2 separate regions of the Homo sapiens genome follow, and region 1 is linked to region 2. A link is a loop called in an ENCODE intact Hi-C map of the cell type or tissue named here. Cell type or tissue: heart right ventricle. All regions are shown on one strand. Each heading gives the region's core, and the rest is flanking DNA. Links, peaks and the distances in the headings are about the cores only.

Evidence for each region. A loop is a pair of places that touch in the nucleus more often than their neighbours do. Peaks named below come from ENCODE experiments on the same cell type or tissue, not always from the same donor. Only the 100,000 strongest peaks of a DNase experiment are listed, where the experiment ranks them.
Region 1: it touches region 2 in a loop (8-fold over the local background); 107 of 110 quality-filtered maps call a loop at or near these places.

The regions. Positions count from the first base shown.
Region 1 is chr3:58,297,428-58,302,729 of GRCh38, forward strand. No RefSeq gene overlaps it. Among named protein-coding and RNA genes, the nearest start is that of RPP14, 6.2 kb to the right of the region's middle. In heart right ventricle, for the core only: a CTCF peak has its summit at 2,862 (motif pointing left); no DNase peak of the experiment used is centred there.
Region 2 is chr3:58,184,908-58,190,281 of GRCh38, forward strand. It overlaps LOC124909386 (a long non-coding RNA gene), which reads left to right. Exons shown (of 2, transcript XR_007095929.1): 1 at 1-1,161; 2 at 1,841-2,588. Among named protein-coding and RNA genes, the nearest start is that of FLNB-AS1, 17 kb to the left of the region's middle. In heart right ventricle, for the core only: a CTCF peak has its summit at 2,983 (motif pointing right); DNase peaks (open chromatin) are centred at 2,994 and 4,400; H3K27ac peaks cover 1,727 bases.

The DNA of each region.
Region 1 (5,302 bases), core at 303-5,302, 110 kb after region 2:
GGCATGGAAAGCAGTCAAGAGATGTGGCCTGGCCAGGTGCAGTGGCTCACGCCTGTAATCCCAGAATTTTGGGAGGCTGAGGCGGCTGGATCACCTGCAGTCAGGAGTTTAAGACCAGTCTGGCCAACATGGCAAAACCCCTTCTTTACTAAAAATACAAAAAGTTTGCCAGGCATGTTGGTGCACACCTGTAGTCCCAACTACTCAGGAGGCTGAGGCACAAGAATTGCTTGAACCCGGGAGGTGGAGGTTGCAGTGAGCCAAGATTGCGCCACTGCACTCCAGCCTGGGCAGCACAGCAAGACTCTGTCTCAAAAAAAAAAAAAAAAAAAAAAGAAAAACAAATGTGACTGCTCCTAGCTGCTGCTTCAGAAGCCAGCCCTGAAGCTCTGCTGGGGTCTGCCCAGGCATCTTTTAAAGGGATTGCTTACTGGCCAGGGGCTATACCTGCCTTCAAACACATTTTGGGTCTAATATTTATAATAAATGCTGAATGTAGGCCCCCTTATTTACTTTCCAAGCCCTGGATATTGTTCTTAGGACCATGGGTTGCTTAGGTAACTACCACCGTTCTAAAATGGTGGCTGCAGATTTTAACACGTGCAGGCCCCAGCCTTCTGCTTTGGAGGAGCCATCACCTTTCAGCTCTTCCAGCATCACCCTTCAACCACAGACTGGACCTTCTCATCAGCCTTTTCTCCCTCCCCAACCCCAAACTGGGTGCTGTTCTTGCAATTTCTCCATTTCCTGAAAGGAGACAAAAAAGTAGAGGGTTTTTTTTAGAGGGACGGGGCTGGTCACAGATAGGGCAGTGGAGATATCCTCAAATTACCTGCCAGGTGACAGTCCTGGGGCTGGCTCTTCTGGTGTCCCCAGCTGCCGCAGGGCTCTGGGGCCCAGTATTTGCTCCCTGGGGCTGGTACCAACCAGGGTGTGGACTTGGGGTTGCCTGTGCTGGCAGTGGGAGGAGAGTCTTGTGACCATCATCAGCCTAGTCTGGCAGAGGGACAGAGGGAGAGGACAGGTGACTGCTCGGGTCTCCTTTCAGCAACAGGACAGTCCCTCTCTCTTGGCTCCTGGAGGAACCTTCCCTTCATTGGTTTCTGGATCTTAGGGTCTTTAAATCCTCAAGGCAATGAACAGGCATCTGAGGCCATACCAGGAGCTGCAGCAGGGGGTGGAAGAAGGAAGAGTTCGTAGGGGCAGTAAGGGGGTAACAATTCCAATGACCAAAGGCCAAAGCTGGCTGGGTCGGGGGCAGGTGACTTCCTGAAGGACAACTGGAAAGGTGGCTGCCAAGACAACCCCTCCCCAAAGCTCTCAGGCCAGACGTGATTTGAATTCAGAAGCGTTTCGACCTGGAAAGGTATCACAGTGTGTATACCATGTATCATGTGATGCCCTCTGCAGGGTCTGGGGCCACCACACATGGTCAAATAAATGCATTTGTATTTCTGCCATGCAATGTATGTGTAGCCACAGTAAGTGGGACAAAAGCTGTAAGCCTCACCTTAGTTCAGATTAAGCATTGGCGCTGGATGAAGATACTTGGTTTCCAGTTGTTTTTTTTTTTTAGGATTTCAGATAAGGGATGGGAGCCTGCTTTCTAGGTCCGGCTCTCCTGCCTTGGGGGTGGGCTGAGGAGGCATTTTTTTCTTCCAGCATGGAAGGCGCAGCATATAGATAGGTCCATAGATCCCTCTTGTGCCTAACTATGTAAGTAGCAGGTCCTGATTTTTATTTAATAATTATTAGTGTTACCAAAATGATGCTCTGTCACTTTAAAAGAAATCAAACAAAAAGATTGCTTAAAAAAGGAGAGTCTCCTACACCCTCTGCACAGCCCCACCCTTCCCCCATCAGTCAGTCCATTGGGGTTTCTGTGCATTTGCACACATACATACGGGTAAGCAGTGTAAAACTGGTTGGCTTTGTGGATTTTTTTTTTATAACACAATTGGGGCTATGCTAGACATTACTGTTGCCCACTCCTCCTGCTCTTTTCCCTGGAGCTCTTCTAGGTCCAAACCCACAGAGCCCTCAGGTTCCTATAACAGGGATGCAGAGTCCTCCAGAGAAAACGGGGTACAAATCTCTTTGTAAGGACCTCTTTGAACCCCCAGGAGAAGGTCTCTGAATTTGAAGAAAGGATTTAAGGCCCCTCCAGAAACGGGCTGCTTTATTACAGGGTCGTTATCCCCTCCCCAAAATCTCCCTTCCTGGGGCCCTGGAGCCATTTTTTTAGGAGGGAGATTTCTAAGATCACTTCCAAGGAAAGTTTCCTCCGTCATTTAAATACAGTTCAGAAATGCTGGGTGAGACAAAGTTAAACAGCATGGCTCCAGCTATAACCCCCAGACAAGCAGGGGAATGACTGAAGGAGAAAAGATGTCCTCCAGTAGCTGCTGGCAGAGGGGTGGGTGCTGGGGCAGGGGACCAGGCTGTCTTGCTGTTCCCTGGGTGATGGGGGTGGTTTTGATGGTCTAGGAAAGGGCTTTTAGTCTTTTTTACCATTGTCTGGTGCACTGCCCCCAGAGTTCCTGCCCGAAACGGGTGTGCTTATGTCCTTCCCAGGTCCCCTTTACTGACTGCTGCATCCACCCCCCACCTGCTGGGTTGGCTGCCCAGTTGAGCCACCCTCAGATGACTGGAGGTGCCTGCGAAGCTATACCTTTTCTCCTCTTATGTCCAAGTGTTGCCAGATAAAATACAGGATGCCCAGTTAAATGTTAATTTCAGATAAACAACAAATACATTTTTAGTATAAAGATGTCCCACTCATTGTTTATCTGAAACTCAAATTTAACTGGGAATTCTGTATTTTTGCTTGTTTTTGCAGAGAAAAAACAAACAAGATAGGTGTGGTCCACAGCTCCCTCTTGTGCCTAACTACGTAAGTAGCAGGTCCTGATTTTTTATTTAATAATTATTAGTGTTACCAAAATGATGCTGTCACTTTAAAAGAAATCAAACAGCCGGGCACGGTGGCTCACACCTGATCCCAGCACTTTGGGAGGCCGAGGCAGGCAGATCATCTGAGGTCGGGAGTTAAAGACCAGCCTGACCAACATGGAGAAACCCTGTCTCTACTAAAAATGCAAAATTAGGCCAGGCGCAGTGGCTCACTCCTGTAATCCCAGCACTTTGGGAGGCCGAGGCAGGCAGGTCATCTGAGGTTGGGAGTTAAAGACCAGCCTGACCAACATGGAGAAACCCTGTCTCTACTAAAAATGCAAAATTAGCCAGGCGTGGTGGCGCATGCCTGTAATCCCAGCTACTCTGGAGGCTGAGGCAGGAGAATTGCTTGAACCCAGGAGGTGGAGGTGGAGGTGAGCAGAGATCGGGCCATTGCACTCCAGTCTGGGCAACAAGAGCGAAACTCCGACTCAAACAAAACAAAACAAAACGAAAAACAAAAAACAAATTAGCCCCGTGTGATGGTGCATGCCTGTAATCCCAGTTACTTGGGAGGCTGAGGCAGGAGAATAGCTTGAACCTGGGAGACAGAAGTTGCAGTGAGCTGAGATTGTGCCATTGCACTCCAGCCTGGGCAACAAGAACAAAACTCTGTCTCAAAAAAAAAAATCAAACAAAAAGATTGCTGAAAAAATGAAAGTCTCTTACACCCTCTGCACAGCCCCACCCTTCCCCCATCAGTCAGTCCACTGGGATTTCTGTGCATTTGCACACATACATACGGGTAAGAACTCCTGGGTTCAAGCAATCCTCCTGCCTCAGCCTCCAAAAGCACTGTGATTACAGACATGAGCCGCCGTGCCTGGCCTATCCTATATTTTTATTTGCTAAATCTGGCAACCCTATAGGTAGCAGCCAATGACACCTATAGAAGGCTTGGCCCCCTTGCCTCAAAGCCTAGAAGCTTCCTTAGTATCATTTATGCTCCAGGACTCCCCATGGGATCCAGCTGAGGCTAGACTCAGCTGAATCTGTTACTGAAACACCAAGTGTTGCTTCTAGGTCCTGCTGCTCACCAAAGAGAAAGCTAATCACTGAAACAATGAATATTGCCAGGGAAGAAGGCTTTCTTTGAGAGCTGCTGCTGTGGACATGGGAGATCAGTCTCAAATCCATCTCCCTGACTGACTAAAATTAGGAGTTTATACAGCAGAAATATAACAAATGCAGGAAAACAGGAATCAGGGAAGGATAAGGAAGGGGAGTTGGTCAACAGAAAGCAGGTCGTGGGAGACAGGCAGTCATGAAGGGTGAAGGGTCTGGACTGTCATTGTCCAAATGCAGTGATCTGGTGAGTTTCAGCTCCTTGATACTACCTGGGAAGCCTCATGGTTGGTTTACTGAGAAAGGAACTCAGATAAGACAAATGTAACTTCTCAAATTTTAAGATGAGAAGGTCAATCTCTACATATACTCAAAAGAAACCGTAAGCATCAGTTCTGTGGGATGATTGGACCGGTTTCAAATCCACATCTTTGCTTGGCTTCTTCTCCTGCCCTATCTTGCTTCCCTCCTCCCTTACAGATTTCACTTGGGGGCCATCTCCCAGTAAATCACTTCCGTGAGGGTCTCTCTCTCAGGCTTGGCTTCTAGGGATTCTAAAGCACTGCCTGCTTTTCAGAGTTTCTTGTTTGGAGATGACGCTTGAGTTGATGACACTTGAGTTGCCTCAAAGGAGCAGCTCCCAGACTGGTCTTCCACATGGGAGGGATGGAATGCAGCTTTTTAGGCTCTGGAGCCTCTCACCACCTTAGATAAATGACTTAGCTTCATTTTCTTCATCTGTGAAAAGTGGTAATTATAGTGACATTGCATGGTTGATGGAATAATGTGAGCAAGTTAGCTGGTACTTGGCAAATCTCCCTAAACTATGTGATCTTATTCTCGAAACAGAAACAATGGCTACAGTTCCATAGGTTTTAACTTCTGATCATTTTCACTTCCTTTGTCCTATCTCCACAATCTGCTGACATAGGGGGTGTTTTCCATTAAATCAATGGAGAACAGGGGGACTGGAATCTCACTTGGACCCTTCTCTCTTGCCTTTTCTTCCCCAAGTTGAGAAAGCTCCTCAGCTTTAGAAAAATCCATTTGGCACCAATAAGTAAGGCAGGGAGGGGAGCCACACAGCAGAGGGGAAGTGTGGACTTAACTCATTCTTGGCTGCCGTACCTTTCAGGGACATAAAATAGAGACCGACCCCAACAACTTTGCTCTGAAACACAGAGGGTACCTGAAATGGTCCTCTTAAGAACTAACTGGCTCCACCCAATGCAGTACAGGGTAACTTTCATAAAGACTGAGGCAGCTAACCTGGGCAACATAG
Region 2 (5,374 bases), core at 57-5,056:
CAGCCACCATGCTAAATTCGAAGCTCCTTCCGGTATCAGTTTCTTAGGGTTGCCATAATAAAGTACCCCAAACTCAGTGGCTTAACACAACAGAAATTGGCGATCTCACATTTTTGGAGGCTGGAAGTCAGATCAAGCTGTGGGCAGGGTCAAGCTTTCTCTGAAACCTATAGGGACAAACACTTTCTTGCCCTTCCTGGCTTCTGGTGGCCACCAGCATCCTTGGCCTTCCTCAGCTTCCAGCTGCAGCACTCCAGGCTCTGCGTTCCTCGTCACGTGGCTGTCTACCTGTGTGTCACTCTGGCTTCCCATGACTGTCTCCTTAGAAGGGCATCAATCGTATTGGATTAGGGGCCCACGCCTCCAGTATGTCCTCATCTTAACGAATTACATTTGCAGTGGTCCTATTGCCAAATGAGGTGGCACTGGCAGTTAGAACTTGGAAAAAAAAAAACTTAAATATTTTTGGGCCAGGCGCAGTGGCTCACGCCTGTAATCCCAGCACTTTGGGAGGCCGACGTGGGCAGATCACCTGAAGTCAGGAGTTGGAGACCATCCTGGCCAACATGGTGAAACCCTGTCTCTACTAAAAATACAAAAATTAGCCGGGCGTGATGGCGGGTGCCTGTAATCCCAGCTACTCGGGAGGCTGAGGCAGGAGAATCGCTTGAACCTGGGAGGCTGAGGCAGGAGAATCGCTTGAACCTGGGAGGCTGAGGCAGGAGAATCGCTTGAACCTGGGAGGCTGAGGCAGGAGAATCGCTTGAACCTGGGAGGCTGAGGCAGGAGAATCGCTTGAACCTGGGAAGCTGAGGCAGGCGAATCGCTTGAACCTGGGAGGCTGAGGCAGGAGAATCGCTTGAACCTGGGAGGCAGAGGTTATGGTGAGCCGAGATCGCACCGCTGCACTTCAGCCTGGGTGACAGAGCAAGACTCTGTCTCAAAAATAAATAAATAAATAGTCTTTTGGGAGGAACAATTCATTCCATACCACCTCCCTTCTGACAGCTAAACCTTGGTTACTCATATTATCTTGATGGGCCTCCCTCCTTCTCTCGGAAACAGTTCTCTTGCAGAATCCCAGACATGTCGAATGATTGTCCGTGGACCCATCTGATGTTGGTGCTCACAGAATCTGATTGCTTAGAAGGCCTCGGGCAGGTGGGGAATTCAAATAAACATCCCTGCATACAGCTCTTTCAAAACTAAAATGCTCATGGGCAGGTCTTGTTCAACCAGGATATTGTGGTACACTTCCCTCCTTACTTGGACAAAAGGGCAGTTCCTCATGCTGGACAGAGAAAGCACTGGGCAAACGAATCACTATTCCCTGGTCTCTGGTGGTCTGTCTCTTAGCCTGAACTGTCAGAGAGGAGCTAGACCACTTAAAACTGCGAATGCAACTATCTTGTCTGGTTTTCCCTGGGCAGTCTTGGGAATGTGAGTGAGCATCAATGTGGGAATGGATTCCCTTGAGATGCACACAGCAGCCTTGCACAACAGAGCTGCTGGAAAAACACCTGCCAGGTTGAATCAAACACCAAATGACCCCCGGGTTCTCTAGAGTTACTTGATTGAATGCAACAAATATTGATCCAGCAGCTCCTGTGGGCCGGGCCTAGGCTGAGCTCCCGGGGAATGAGGGGTCAGATCTTGGAGCTCACAGGACATAGTGAAAAGGGCTGTATGGGGGACAGTGGACACCTTTGGTGCACAGAGGAGCCTTCCTGAGGGAGGCCATTGTCATTTCTGTCATTGAAACAATGCTCAGAAAGACCTTAGCACAGTGCCTGGCTCTATACATGTGATTTATATTAATAATAATTATCTCCATCAGCAGCAAGTCTTCAAGCTCCTTAGAAAAGGAATGGCTGCAGCATTTCTCAACTGGGATTCTGTGAATAAATGAAACCCTACAGAAAATGACACCAGTGACTTTTCTCAGTCCTCCCAGGAATGACACCATTCTACAGGCATGGGAAAGAAGTTGATTCATTACAAACAGGGGCTGTCCCCGAATGTTAGGGCTTAATTCTTTCTGGAAGTCAGTTAAGAAAGGCTGGTGGGGAGTTTATTTAGGTATTTAATGAATACCTGTTTGATATCTGCGGGCATTGTTCTAAGCCCTACACTGTCCAGTTCGGTAGTCATGATCCAACCACATGTCCATTGAGCATTTGCAATGAGTCTTATCCAAATTGTGATGTACTCTAAGTATAAAACACACACTGAATTTCAAAGATTTAGTATAATGAAATGTAAAATTTCTCATTAATAATTTTTATATTGAATTTTATGTTGAAATGACCATACTTGGATAGATTGGGCTAAATCAGAGGTTGACAAACTTTCCCTCTGAAAGACTGGATAGTAAGAATTTTCAGCTTTGTGGATCACCTGGTCTCAACTATGCAACTACTCAACTCTGCCATTGCAGTGCAAAATCAGCCATAGACAATATAAAAACAAATGGGCATGGCTTGTTCCAATAAAACTTTATTTAAAAAAAACAGATGGTGGGCCAGATTTCCCCCACAGGCTGTATAGTTTGCTGATTTCTGTGTTAAATAAAATATTAAATATATTAATTTCACTTATTTCCTTTACTTCTTAAAATATGGCTACCAGAAAATTTCAAATTACATTTTGGCTTATATTATATTCCTATTGGACCAGACTGGTCTAAGAACTTTACAAATATTAACTCTGGGGGATGATGCTTTTACCCTGGCAGAGGGGTGTGTGTGTGTGTGTGTGTGTGTGTGTGTGTGTGTGTGTGTGTAGGCTGAGATGTGTGAATTCCAACGACAGCCTCAAGTGAGTGTGGAGTTGGCTCCCTGGCCTGGCTTCACCACTGCTGAGTGTGGAGCCCAAGTGCAGACTGGCTTGTGGAGGTTTCCTGCGGGTATCTGGAACTGTCTGAGCCCTTTCTCTTTCTAGGTTCACCTCTGGACTAAAGGTAAGTTCCCCAAAAGGCCACCGGGTGGTGATGTCGGACCACAAGCCATGGTGGTTGGCTCACTGGAAACCTGAGCTCTCCACCTGGCTCTGCCATTCGCTGTGTGGCCTTGGACCTCAGTTTCCTCACCTGTAAACAGGATTAGACTAGACTGAAGAGAGCACGAACTTTGAAGGCAGGCAGACCGGGATTTTAATTCTGCCTCCCCCAGGGCCCCATTGTGGCTTTCACGGGCATTAGGCACCTTTGCCTTTATAGATCCTTTCCCCCATAAAAAATATTAAAATTGTATTTTACAACTATATTGGTATAAAGACAAACATGTTATTATTATTATGTTAATTTTTTCTTCATCCCCAAAGTTCATGTTTTTCTTTCTGATTCTGAAAGAAATTAACACATTTCCATGGGCCCTAGGCACAGTGCTGTGCCTAATGGGTGAGTCACCTGGGTTCAATACTCCCCAGCTGTGTGCCCTCGGGCAAGTTGTTTAACTTCTCTGGGCCTCACTCGCCTCGCCTATAAAATGGAGATGACATCAGACTCCACCTCGCTGCTGCGGTTGGAATTCAGTGAGATGGCCCACGCCACTGCCTCTTAGCACACAGCCTGGCACACAGCAGCCCTTAGCAAATGGCAGCCATTACTTATTATTACCTTTAAGGATATTTTCAGCTCTAGCCTCTAGGAAACTGTGAAAAGATCTCAGGAGCGGGAATCTCAAAGTAATGATAACTCGGAAAAATAAAACTCCCAGGGTATTTGGTGGTAGAGTTTCCCAGAGCATAGAGGGGCAGCAGGAGGAGTTTCTGTAAATGACCAACCTCCTCCCACCTGCCATCGGAAGACGCATTTGAGGCAGGGACATGGGCTGGTATGACCCAGCCAGAAGCTGAGCAGGCCGAGGAATATGTGCCAGGCAGGGAGACCCCTGGGAAAGAGCTGAGTGCGTGTGTATGTGCACGTACACACACACACAAACCTGCATCCATAGATTCTTGTTTCCTCAAATTCCCTTATTTTGATTTAATTTTAGTAGCTTCCCTGAATCCCAAAGATTGACGCCACTGTTGCCAGGGTCTTGGGGACCGTGGGGACCCGCTCCTCCTTTGAAATATGGCCCATGGGCAAGTGACATGGGGATGCTGGCTCCTTCAGGATCATTCAGGTGGAAGCCCGCCCTGATCAGGAGACTCAGCAGCTGATGCAAATGTGAGCCTCTCTCAGCTGCCCTGCTTTCCACCCTCACGCCTGCCTGGGCTGGGTGCCTTTCCTCTTTCCGGGAGGGACGAGGGATGTGGCCCCCAGTTTGTCGCCCTTTCCTGGTTTGGCAACTACTCTTTATACTTGCCCTCTCCAGCCCAAGGGAGAGATAGGAGCAGGGTTGCTGAATTGCAGAAGCTCCCTTCACCCACCCCACCCCCAGCAGGGTCAGGGAGAAGGTCACTGGGGGAGGGTTTCTGTATTTGTGGCAGGAAAGTGGTGTTGACAAGGAAAAGGATGTCACAAGGACTGGAAGCAGGGGCGTCTCCATCCTCAGGGTTACCTGCCAAAATATTTGCCGTGGTGAATGACAAAGAAATGGAACCCTGGCATGATTCCTTGTGTGGCAAAAATTCATTCTGAATAACTAAGCTCGAGCAACCTGCACACCCAGACTTAAAGCGGCCTACCCTTTAACAGAGCAAGCCCTGTTAATACAAATATACAAGTAAGGGAATTTAATTTATCGAGGGCTTACTAAGCATCAGGCACATCCTCCATGCCTTATATCCATCATCTTATTTAAACTTTACCTATGAGGTTGATTCTCTTATTATCTCTGTTTTACACACAAGGAAACTAAAGGTAAGTAGCCTGCTCGAGGTCCCACAGCTGGTAGGTGGTAGAGACTATGGCTCCAAAGTGAGCCTGGTCCTTGCTACCATGCTACACCTCGCCTCACCAAGGGGGACTGGGAGAGTGATTTCAAATCTGGGCCTCAGATCATGTGCCTTGGAATCAACCGGGGGACTTGTTGAAATTGCAGGTTCCTGGGCCCTGGCCCAGACTCTGGGAGACTGGGACCTGGGAATCACCATGGTAACTGGTTCCCTGGGATTCCAGTGCACACCAAGGTTTAGACTCTTTTTTGTTCGTTTGTTTTTTTTGTTTTGTTTTTGAGAAAAGGTCTTGCTCTGTTTCCCAAGCTGGAGTGCCATGGTACGATCACAGCTCACTGCAGCCTTGACTTTCCAGGCTCAAGTGATTCTCCTGCCTCAGCCTTCTGAGTAGCTGGGACTACAGGCATGCACCACCATGCACAGCTAATTTTTTTATTTTTTGTTCAGATGGGGTCTTGCTATGTTACCCAGGCTGGTCTCAAACTCCTGGGTTCAAGTGATCCTCCCATCTCAGCCTCTCAAAATGCTGGGA